Regions from separate parts of the Homo sapiens genome. Here region 2 is linked to region 1. A link is a loop called in an ENCODE intact Hi-C map of the cell type or tissue named here. Cell type or tissue: heart right ventricle. All regions are shown on one strand.

What was found. Peaks named below come from ENCODE experiments on the same cell type or tissue, not always from the same donor. Only the 100,000 strongest peaks of a DNase experiment are listed, where the experiment ranks them.
Region 2: it touches region 1 in a loop (2.6-fold over the local background); 7 of 110 quality-filtered maps call a loop at or near these places.

Annotation. Positions count from the first base shown.
Region 1 is chr15:71,336,274-71,341,273 of GRCh38, reverse strand. The region is part of intron 6 of THSD4 (thrombospondin type 1 domain containing 4); the gene reads right to left. It also overlaps the pseudogene RPL17P39. Among named protein-coding and RNA genes, the nearest start is that of THSD4-AS1, 150 kb to the right of the region's middle. In heart right ventricle, no CTCF peak of the experiment used is centred here; a DNase peak (open chromatin) is centred at 2,824; H3K27ac peaks cover 4,656 bases.
Region 2 is chr15:71,402,616-71,407,615 of GRCh38, reverse strand. All of the region lies in intron 6 of THSD4 (thrombospondin type 1 domain containing 4), which reads right to left. Among named protein-coding and RNA genes, the nearest start is that of THSD4-AS1, 220 kb to the right of the region's middle. In heart right ventricle, no CTCF peak of the experiment used is centred here; no DNase peak of the experiment used is centred here.

The DNA of each region.
Region 1 (5,000 bases):
AGATGATCCTTACGGAAAAGGAACAGATTGTTCCTAAACCAGAAGAGGAGGTTGCCCAGAAGAAAAAGATATCCCAGAAGAAACTGAAGAAACAAAAACTTATGGCACGGGAGTAAATTCAGCATTAAAATAAATGTAATTAAAAGGAAAAAAAAAAGGGAGAGAGAGGGAAGACAGAAGAGACAATAGAAAAGAAAAGGCAAGGCAACAAAAGAAAAAAGAAATGGGAGAGAGAGGAAATGCAAGACACTGGGAAACAATGGGGAGACCATTACCTGCACATCTACCCCAGGAACTGTAGGGACCAGTGTAGACCCTCCCAACCCGTTTTCATAAGTGAACTCCCAGGGAAAGCTTATGAAAATAATCTCTGGGGCTGGGCACGGTGGCTCACGCCTGTAATCCTAGGACTTTGGGAGGCAGAGGTGGGTGGACCACCTGAGCTCAAGAGTTCAAGACTACCCTGGTCAACATGACGAAACTCTGTCTCTACTAAAAATATTAGCCAGGTGTGGTGGTGGGCACCTGTAATCTCAGCTACTCAGGAGGTTGAGGCAGGAGAATTGCTTGAACCCAGCAGGCAGAGGTTGCAGCAAGCAGAGATTGCACCATTGCACTCCAGGCTGGGTGACAGAGTAAAACTGTGTCGCAAAAAAAAAAAAAAAAAAAAGTCTCTGGATGCTCATTAAGGCCCAAACATGGACCTACAAAAGACAGCCTAGGAAGTGGAAGGCAGTCACAGCAAGGAAGCTCCAGAGGGTGCGCAAGCTCCCAGCACAGCGGAAAATGGGTCACACGGCCTGGCTCTTCCAGCTCATCCCTCATGGATTTGGTTTCAGGGTCCAGAGCCTTAAAGCTACAGGGTGGATGGCATTTTGGAAGCACCGGGTCTAAGCTCCCATTCAGAGTTCCAGGACTTCTACCATATTCTGGTCTTTAAAGTGACCTTCAGCAAGTCCTTCAACCTCTCTGAGCCTTGGGTTCCTCATCTATGAAATGGGGACGAGAGACCCATCCTGGCAAGATGTGAAGCCAAGGCATATGCCAAGGAGCAGGTGTACCCGCACACTGCCTCAGCAAGCACACGGTCCAGTCAGGGAGACACACAGTACAAAGCCAACCTGCAAACATCTACTGATTAAGTGTTAAGGTCCAAATGCAATAATGAAGCCTAGAAATTCGGATCAACATCAAGAATAACTAAGACTTGGCCAGGTGCAGTGGCTCATGTCTGTACTCCCAACTCTTTGGGAGGGCAAGGTGGGCGGATCACCTGAGGTCAGGAGTTCAAGACCAGCCTGGACAACATGACGAAAGCCTGTCTCTACTAAAAATACAAAAATTAGCCGGGCATGGTGGCACGCGACTGTAATTTCAGCTACTTGGGAGGCTGAGGCAGGAGAATTCCTTGAACCCAGGAGGCAGAGGTTGCAGTGAGCGGAGATCGCGCCACTGCACTCTAGCCTGGGTGACAGAGTAAGACTCCATCTCAAAAAAAAAAAAGTTAAAACTTACTGAGCACTTATCTGCTTTACACATATTTACCATTTAATCCTCATAACATCCCTATGAGGTAGTTACTTTTATTATTCCAATTTTAGAGATTAGGAAACTGAGGCACAGGGCAATTAAGAACTTATCTCAAGTTATGACAGAGAAGTTCCTACCATACTAGGTAGTGCTGGGATTTTAATGCAGGCAACCCATCTCTTAAACACTACACCCCATACCTGATCGATAATAGATAATGTACGGCTCTCATTTTTAATGAGGTTATATTGTTAGAGAGTGACAAGGCAAGTAAAAAAATATAAAGTAATGCACTGTGATCAGCTTCATGGGACATTTGTGCAAAGTACAGAGGTGACGGTTGGGGGAGGGGATAATTAAATATCTGAGAGGGTCGGCAAAGATTTCCTGAGTCATTAAACTTGGGGGTTTGGAAGGATGAGTAGGAGTATTTCTGGATTAAAAAAATCAATAAAAGGGAGGCTCAGGCAGAAGTAACAGTTTGGGTAGACAGAGACAAAAAATACAAAAAACTCAGCATAGAACACTGAAAAAGTTTAATGGAGATAAAACATACTAAGAATGCTAAAATGCTATGAAGAACCCAGAGGGAGTTCTTAAGTGATATCTTAAGGGCAGAACACAAAGCTAACAAAAAGATCTCAGGGTAGGTGAGGTCAGGACAAAATGTCCTGAGAAGAGGCGAGGCCGCAGAGATGGCCAGTGGCTGGAGCAAGACACAGTGTGATGTCCTGCAAGGAGCCTGCTTTTAACTCGTAAACACTGGTCACTCAGGCACCTGTTTCTATAGAAACAGAGGTGACCTTTAGGACAGACAGGTCTTCACTGACAGCCCCAGAACTCCAACTCTGGTTTCCAGACAATGGCCAGACCCTGACCTCAGTTCTGGCTACATTAAACTGGAGATTTCAGTCTTTCATAGGTCCACTCGGTTGGGTAGAGTTGGAAGGTCTTTTCTCCCTTGTCCCATTTCCCCCTTCTCTTACCTCCCACCAAGTGTCTGTTGCTGCAAGAGGCCAGTTAAGGGTGTCTTTTCCTTCTAATAATCTCAGTGTTTGGGCACAGATTAACCAAGCCCAAACAACAGAACTAACTCAAAAACAAAAGCTAAGCTCCAGCCCTGATGCAGTGAATACACGTGTTTGTAACTCCTCTGTCAACTACCTCCTAACCTCCTGCCTGTCTCTAAAGACACCATAAAAGGAGAAATCAGAGCCGAAAGAACCTCACTGCAGAGTAGATCAGTGTATTAATTTATAACAGTTCACATACTCTCGGCATTACCTCATGGCCCAATTCTAGGATCCACGCGCGAGTATGAACTGGAGCAATGTGAACCTCCCTGATATCTATAAGTGTTCAGACTCCGGTCCAAAGAGTGTTTATCATGCTACATGAAGCAGACCCCTTGCTTTCAGATCTTCCTGTCCTACTGCTGAGTGTTCGGAAAGAAGCTCAGAGTGGGGCGGGGGGTGGGGGTACCTAAGCCATCACCTGGAGAATCCTCCCATTTCATGGGATACCAAGACTGTAGGATTGGCTCAAGGTCACACAGCTAATTAGGGAAACTCCAGGATTCAAAGCTCAAACTTCTGATTCTTCAGTGTTTGAAACCATATTTTGAACCCAGTTCTTAGAGAAAAATAAGCAGATAAGATTTTGGGGCATTGATGGGGGAACAGTTTAATGATAGAACAGGGAAGAAAAATATGAGCACAATTCTTTTCTAGGTACAACAAGGCATTTTACATACATTTTTCCAGTTAATCCTCATAATCCTTCCAGGAACTTATCAGCTCCACCAGTTTACACAGGGAAGCGGCTGAGGCTGGAAGGACCAGAAAGTTGCCCACAGTCATTAGTAAATGAGAGCCCCATTTGACCTTCGAATTGCCCATTTCTGCCTACATCACATTGCATGCAGAAATCACTTTCCTAACCTTTACTCAAGCCTGCTGGGAACGTCTCCGGTGGGCTCAGCCTCTACTAGGTTCACCTGGGGTATGCAAAGGCCCTCCTCAAGTGTTCAGGCAGAGCCTCATCTTCCAGCCTGGCTGAGGGGCCCTCTCTCCCAGGGCCCAAGTTCTTGAGAACCTCCCAGAGCCCAGTAAGAATTTGCATAATTAATGACCTGCGGGCCAGAATGTCCAAGCCTCTCTCACCCCATCCCTGACTGGGAAACCTTTTAGCTATTTATCAGGCCAGACCTGTTTATCCAGTTTCCATTTGGGACAACTTTTCACATGTTAACTAGCTGATCCTTGTTAAGCTAGGGTTTGGCTCACAAGGCAAGTATTTGCGGTTTTTCTCCTGGGCTGAAACACTGAGTAAGGAGCATCAAGCCCTCCAGGGGCAGGTTTCCTCCCACTGCCTCAGGCTCTGCCCACTTTTCACTCCTGGCTCCCACAAGGGCATTGGGCCTGGCTCTACCCTCGGTCCCCCTGGACTGGAATGCAACCACATGCTGTATGTCCAGGTGGGGCCACTCTAGACCCTACCACTGGCCTGGCTGCTGCAGCCACTACCACCCCTTACAGTTCTTGGGTTGGAAAATGACCACTTCATGTTTTCAGTGTTGTACCCAACTAAGACACATCCACATGCACAGACTTCCTCTGCCTAGCCCAGGACCAAGGCGGTCACTACATCATTACAGTCCTTCTCTTTCCTCCTTGCCTCCCACTTCTCTCCAAAACAAAGCACATGCATGCACGCACACACTCCCTCTCCCCTCTCTCTCTGATTTAGCCCAAGGATTGGAAGGCCCTCAAGTAAACTGTGCCTTGCAAAAACTGCCCTTTGCCACCCTAAGGCATGTACTAAAATGTGATCAAAGTTACCTTCAGTTGACATGAAGGAACAGCATTTTCCACCGGTGAAAGTGTGAAAGTCTAGCTCGTTTTAACAGGTTTGACAGGTTTGTATGTCATTCTTAGACTCTCTCCTACTTCTTACAGAAAAATTAGATTGGGGTTAAATCCATTTACTGCTTCAGACACTGTATCCAAATTGCCAAATAAGGGAAAATAAGTTGTAAATTAAAATGATACTTTAAGGAACAGAAATGATAAATTTTTAGATTTGGGTTTGGAAAGCACCTCTTACAGAAATATAACACTTTATGTCTCTTAAAAAGTCTAATTCAGTGATTTGAACATGTGGTACTTCAAAACAAACTCAGATATGGTTCCACGTGGAATATAGTTCATGACCAGTGATAACTCCAAACATTCTGGATACTGATCTTCAACTTTAAGAAAAACAATCACACTCAAATTACTTTTTTCCCTTAACAGTTAAAATGATAAAGTATAAAATTCCTTGCTTTAAATATTGCTAATTAGAAATTTTAACTTTTCTATAACTTGAATTTGAATCTCTTCTGTTTAAATGACAACTGAATTTCAGATTTAACAAAATATTATGAACTCATAATAAAGGGTATTAATGTATTTGTTATCTACCACTTC
Region 2 (5,000 bases), 66 kb before region 1:
TGACCATGAAAAAAAAAAATGCTGGTGACTATACAAGAAAATTTAGGTTACTAAGAGTAAAGCAACTAAAAGCTAAAAGTTTACACTCGAATACAAGTTAAAGATTTAAATCACTCTTGAATTTTGTTTCCTTGGAAAAGCCATTGATATAATAGTGAAGAGTTTTTAAAAAGTAATAAACTCAAAAGAAAAAGAAAATAGAAAAGGAGTTAACGGTTACAAAATTTAGGAAACCGGAAAGCAGAAGGACTCATTGTAATGACTTAGCCGACCCAAGAAAGCTGATCCTAAGCAGCAATAAAAGCAGCAAAGCTACGCAGCATTACGGAGTCTCCAAAAGGTAACTTTGGAAATGGGGGAGAAAGCAGACCTAAAACCGGGACAACTATCTCTAAGAGTTGTAAGAAGTAGTTAGAGGTTCTGCTTTCCAGAATGGTTATCAGTGCCTCTGAAAATCAACTCTTCCATAAAAGCAAAAGGCAGCTAGAGTAGCTCTACTAATATTTTGGACAAAGTAGACTTTAAGACAAAAATTGTTACTAGAGAAAAGTACATTTTATAATAATAAAAGAGTCAATCCATCAGGAAGACATAACAACCAAGCCCCAAAATACATAAAGTAAAAACTGACAGGCTGGGTACAGTGGCTCATGCATGTAATCCCAACACTTTAGAAGGCCAAGGTGGGCTGATCACCTGAGATCAGGAGTTCGAGACCAGCCTGGCCAACATGGCAAAACCCTATCTTTATTAAAAAAAAATACAAAAATTAGCCGGGCTTGGTGGCATGTGCCTGTAATCCCAGCTACTTGGGAGGCTGAGGCAAGAGAATTGCTTGAACTCGGGAGGCGGAGGTTGCAGTGAGTCGAGATCATGCCACTGCACTCCAGCCTGGGTGACAGAGCAAGACTCCATTTCAAACACACACACACACACACACACACACACACACACACACACACACACACACACCAAACAAACCTGAGAGAACTGAAAGAAGAAATAGACAATAATACAACGGTAGTTTCAAACTTTGATATCCCACTTTCAATAATAAATGGAGCAATGAGACAGAAGATCAATATGGAAATACTTGAATAACACTATAAACCAATTAGTCTTAGATATCTACAGCAGATCAATAAGGAAATAGAATACTTGAACAACACTATAAACCAATTAGACTGAGACATCTATAGAAGATCAATAAAGATAGCAAATACTTGAACAATACTATAAGGCAATTAGACTCAGCTAGCTATAGAATACTCCTCCCAACAGTAGCAGAATACACATTCTTCTCAAGTGCACATGAAACATCTCCAAGAGGGAATAAATGTTAGGCTATAAAATAAACTTTAATAAATTTTAAAATATCAAAATAATGAAAAGTATGTTCTCTGACCACAATTGAATGAAATTAAAAATAGCAGAAAAAAATTTGGTAACTTTTTAAATAATGGAAATTAAACAACATACTCCTAAATAATCAAGAAAAAAAAAACACAGGAAAATTAGAAAATACTTTGAGGGCCAGGGACGGTGCTCATGCGTGTAACCTGTAACTTTGGGAGTCCAAGGCAGGAGGATCACTTGAGGCCAGGAGTTCGAGACCAGCATGGGCAACATAGTGAGACCCTACCTCTTAATTGTATTTCTATTTACTATCAATGAGTACTCTGAAAATGAATTTGAAAAAGAATTCAATTTACAACAGCATTAAAAAGAATAAAAATACTTAAGAACAAGTTTAATTAAAGAAGATTTATTCATTGAAAACCTCAAAATATTGTTGAAATAAATTAAGGAAGATCTAAACAAATGGAAAGATATCACATTTTCTTGGATCTGAAGATTTAACATTGTTAAGATGGCAAACTCCCCCATATTGATCTACAGATTCAATACAAACTACCAAATGCCCTCTTATTTTTCTGAAGGTAATCCTAAAATTCACACAAAAATGCAAGGGACCAAAGAAAAACAGCTGGAGGATTCATATTTCCTGATTTTAAAACTTACTACGAATCAACAGTAAGTGTGGTATTTTCATAAGGCTAAACACATAGATCAATGGAATAGAACTTAAGAGTCTAGATATAAACCCTTACATTTATGGACAATTGATTTTTGACAGAGGTGCCAAGACAATTCATTAGGGAAAAAATACTGTTTGCAACAAATGACAGTGGGATAACTTTGCATATCTACCATGCTAGTGGGACTCTAAAATATATGGCAGTTCCTCAAAATGTTAAACATAGAGCTACCACATGACCCAACAATTCTGCTTTTAGGTTTATACTCACAAGAAATGAAAACCTACATTAATATAAAAATGTGTACATAACTATTCATAACAGCTTAGTTTGTTTGGGCTGCTATAACAAAACATCTTAGATTATGTCATTTATAAACAACAGAAAAGGCTGGGCATGGTGGCTCACGCCTGTAATTCCAGCACTTTGGGAGGCCAAGGTGGGTGGATTGCTTGAGGTCAGGAGTTTGAGACCATCCTAGCCAACATGGTGAAACCTCATCTCTACTAAAAATACAAAAATTAGCCAGGCATGGTTGCGCACATCTGTAATCCCAGCAACTCAGGAGGCTGAGGCAGGAGAACTGCTTGAACCCGGGAGGCAGAGGTTGTAGTGAGCTGAGATCATGCCACTGCACTCCAGCCTGGGTGACAGAGAGAGACTCTGTCAAAAAAGAAAAGCAAAGAAAAGAAAGAAAGAAAAGAAAGGAAAGAAAAGAAAGAAAAGAAAGAAAGAGAAGACAACAGAAATTTATTTCTAAGTTCCAGAGGCTGGGAAGTCCAACATCAAGGTGCCAAAAGATTCAGTGTCTGGTGAAGGCTCTGCCTGCTTCATGGCACCTTGTTGCTGTTATCCTCGCATATCAGAAGAGGCAAGGGAGCTTACTCAAGTCTCTTTCATGAGGGTACTAATCCCATTAATGAGATTGGAGCCCTCATGACTTAATTCCAAAAGGTCCTACCTCTTAATGATATCATATTGAGTATTAGGTTCCAGCATTTGAATTTTGGGGTGACACTAACATTCAGATATAGCAGCAGCATTATTCATAATAGCTAAAAAGGGGAAACTGAAATGTCTCTCAACTGGTGAATGGACAAACAAAATGTGGTATATCCATACAATGGAATATTATTTGACAACAGGAAGCATTAAAGTATGGATATATGCTATAACATTGATAAATCTTCAAAACATTATGCTAAGTAAAAGAAGCAAATCATATAAGGCCACATATTGCATAATTCCATTTACATGAAATACCCAGAATATTCAAATCCATGGAGAAAGAAAGTAAATTAGTGGTTGCCAGGGCCTGAAGAGAGGGGATAATGTGGAGTGACTGCTAATAGGTATCAGCTTCCTTCTTAGGATAAGGAAAATGTTTGCAATCATATCATGATAATAGTTATATAATTGTGAATATACTAAAACAACTAAGTTGGTGACTTTTATCATATATGAATTTTATTTCAATAAAGTTGTGATTTTACAAAAAGGAAAAGAAGTAATTAGTTTTCTAGATTCACAGGAAATCATCAAATAAATAAGACAATTTCTGTTTCCAGATTGCAGGAGTCTATCAAGTGCCCAGGAAAATGGTGTCAGGACTGGGATTTGATCTTTCCCTACTTACAATCAATAAGTTATCCTGTTACTGTTTCATGGATACAAACAGAAGATAGAAGATTTCTGAGTGAGAGATAAAAAAGAGCAAGCAGCATGAGCATTAGTATGTGTCAGTTTCCCTTGCCCCCAAGTCCCATAGGGGCAATGCATAAGGGCAGGGCCCATGGATACTGCATATACAGTGGTTTTGTATTGCAGCTGGGGAACACTGAAGTTGAGAGATCTACTGCTTTTATTGAAAGCAATAAGCAACCCTACTATTTGTCCCGAAAGGAGACTTATCTTACCCCTCAAGGTTGCTCACTGCAAATACAAGCCTGAGAAATAATCCAATTTTAGGGTGGTCAGGGCCTTGCATTCTTGGTATACTCCAAAGACTTGTAAGAGTACAAGAGACCCATGAAGAAGTGTCTCCCAATAAATAGATAAAAATAAACCCTCATGAAGGTTACATCACTTGAAATTTCAAGACACTGGGACAAAGAAAAGATAATACAAGCACCCTGAATAGAAACAAAATAGTATTGGATTTCTCAACAATAACTTTGATGGCTGAACAATAATTGAGTAATGCCTTATAATTTTTGAGGCATAGCCATTTCAAAATTAGAATTCTATATCTAGTCAAATTATCAATCCTTAGGAGAAAATAAAGCATTTTCAGAAATGCAATTCTCACGCAATTTACCTGTCATGCACCCTTATTGGAGGATGTAGACTACCACAATAAAGGAGTAAAACAAGAAAGTAGAACGTGTGGGATCCAGGAGATAGAATATCTAAGCCAAAAAAGAAGCAAAGAGAATGGCCAGGACTAGGAAGAAAGGAGATCCCAACAAGACAGCTGTACACTAGGAAAAGACTAGAGCAGGTCAGAGAGTTCCAGGAGAGAATTCTTCAAGACGAAATGCGTAGAATACCCAATACATTTTGAGATATTGAGATTTCAAGATATTGAGACATGAAGCTACTGAAAGATGATGTACACAATTTAGAAGAGCTTGAGTTGAATTAGCATGAAGTACATATAGAAAAGTAGGCAAACTAAAAACCAAAAGGTATTAATCAACAACAGGGAAAGTCAGATTTCAGGAAAGGAAATATAATCACGGCATATGTAGTGGATGCTTCACTATGGTGCCCAGATAACCTACCCCTACCTGCCAATCCAGTCAGTCACACCCCCCAGCAGTTAGGAGCTGGCTCATAGGTGTTTATTTCTGGAGCTTGCGCTGTGCCTGAGGGAGCTGCCTCCCTCAAGGTTAAGCCTCCTCTCCAGGGACAGCTCCATCTAACAACTGGTCCTCTGGTACAAAGGCCCACCCTGTCTCA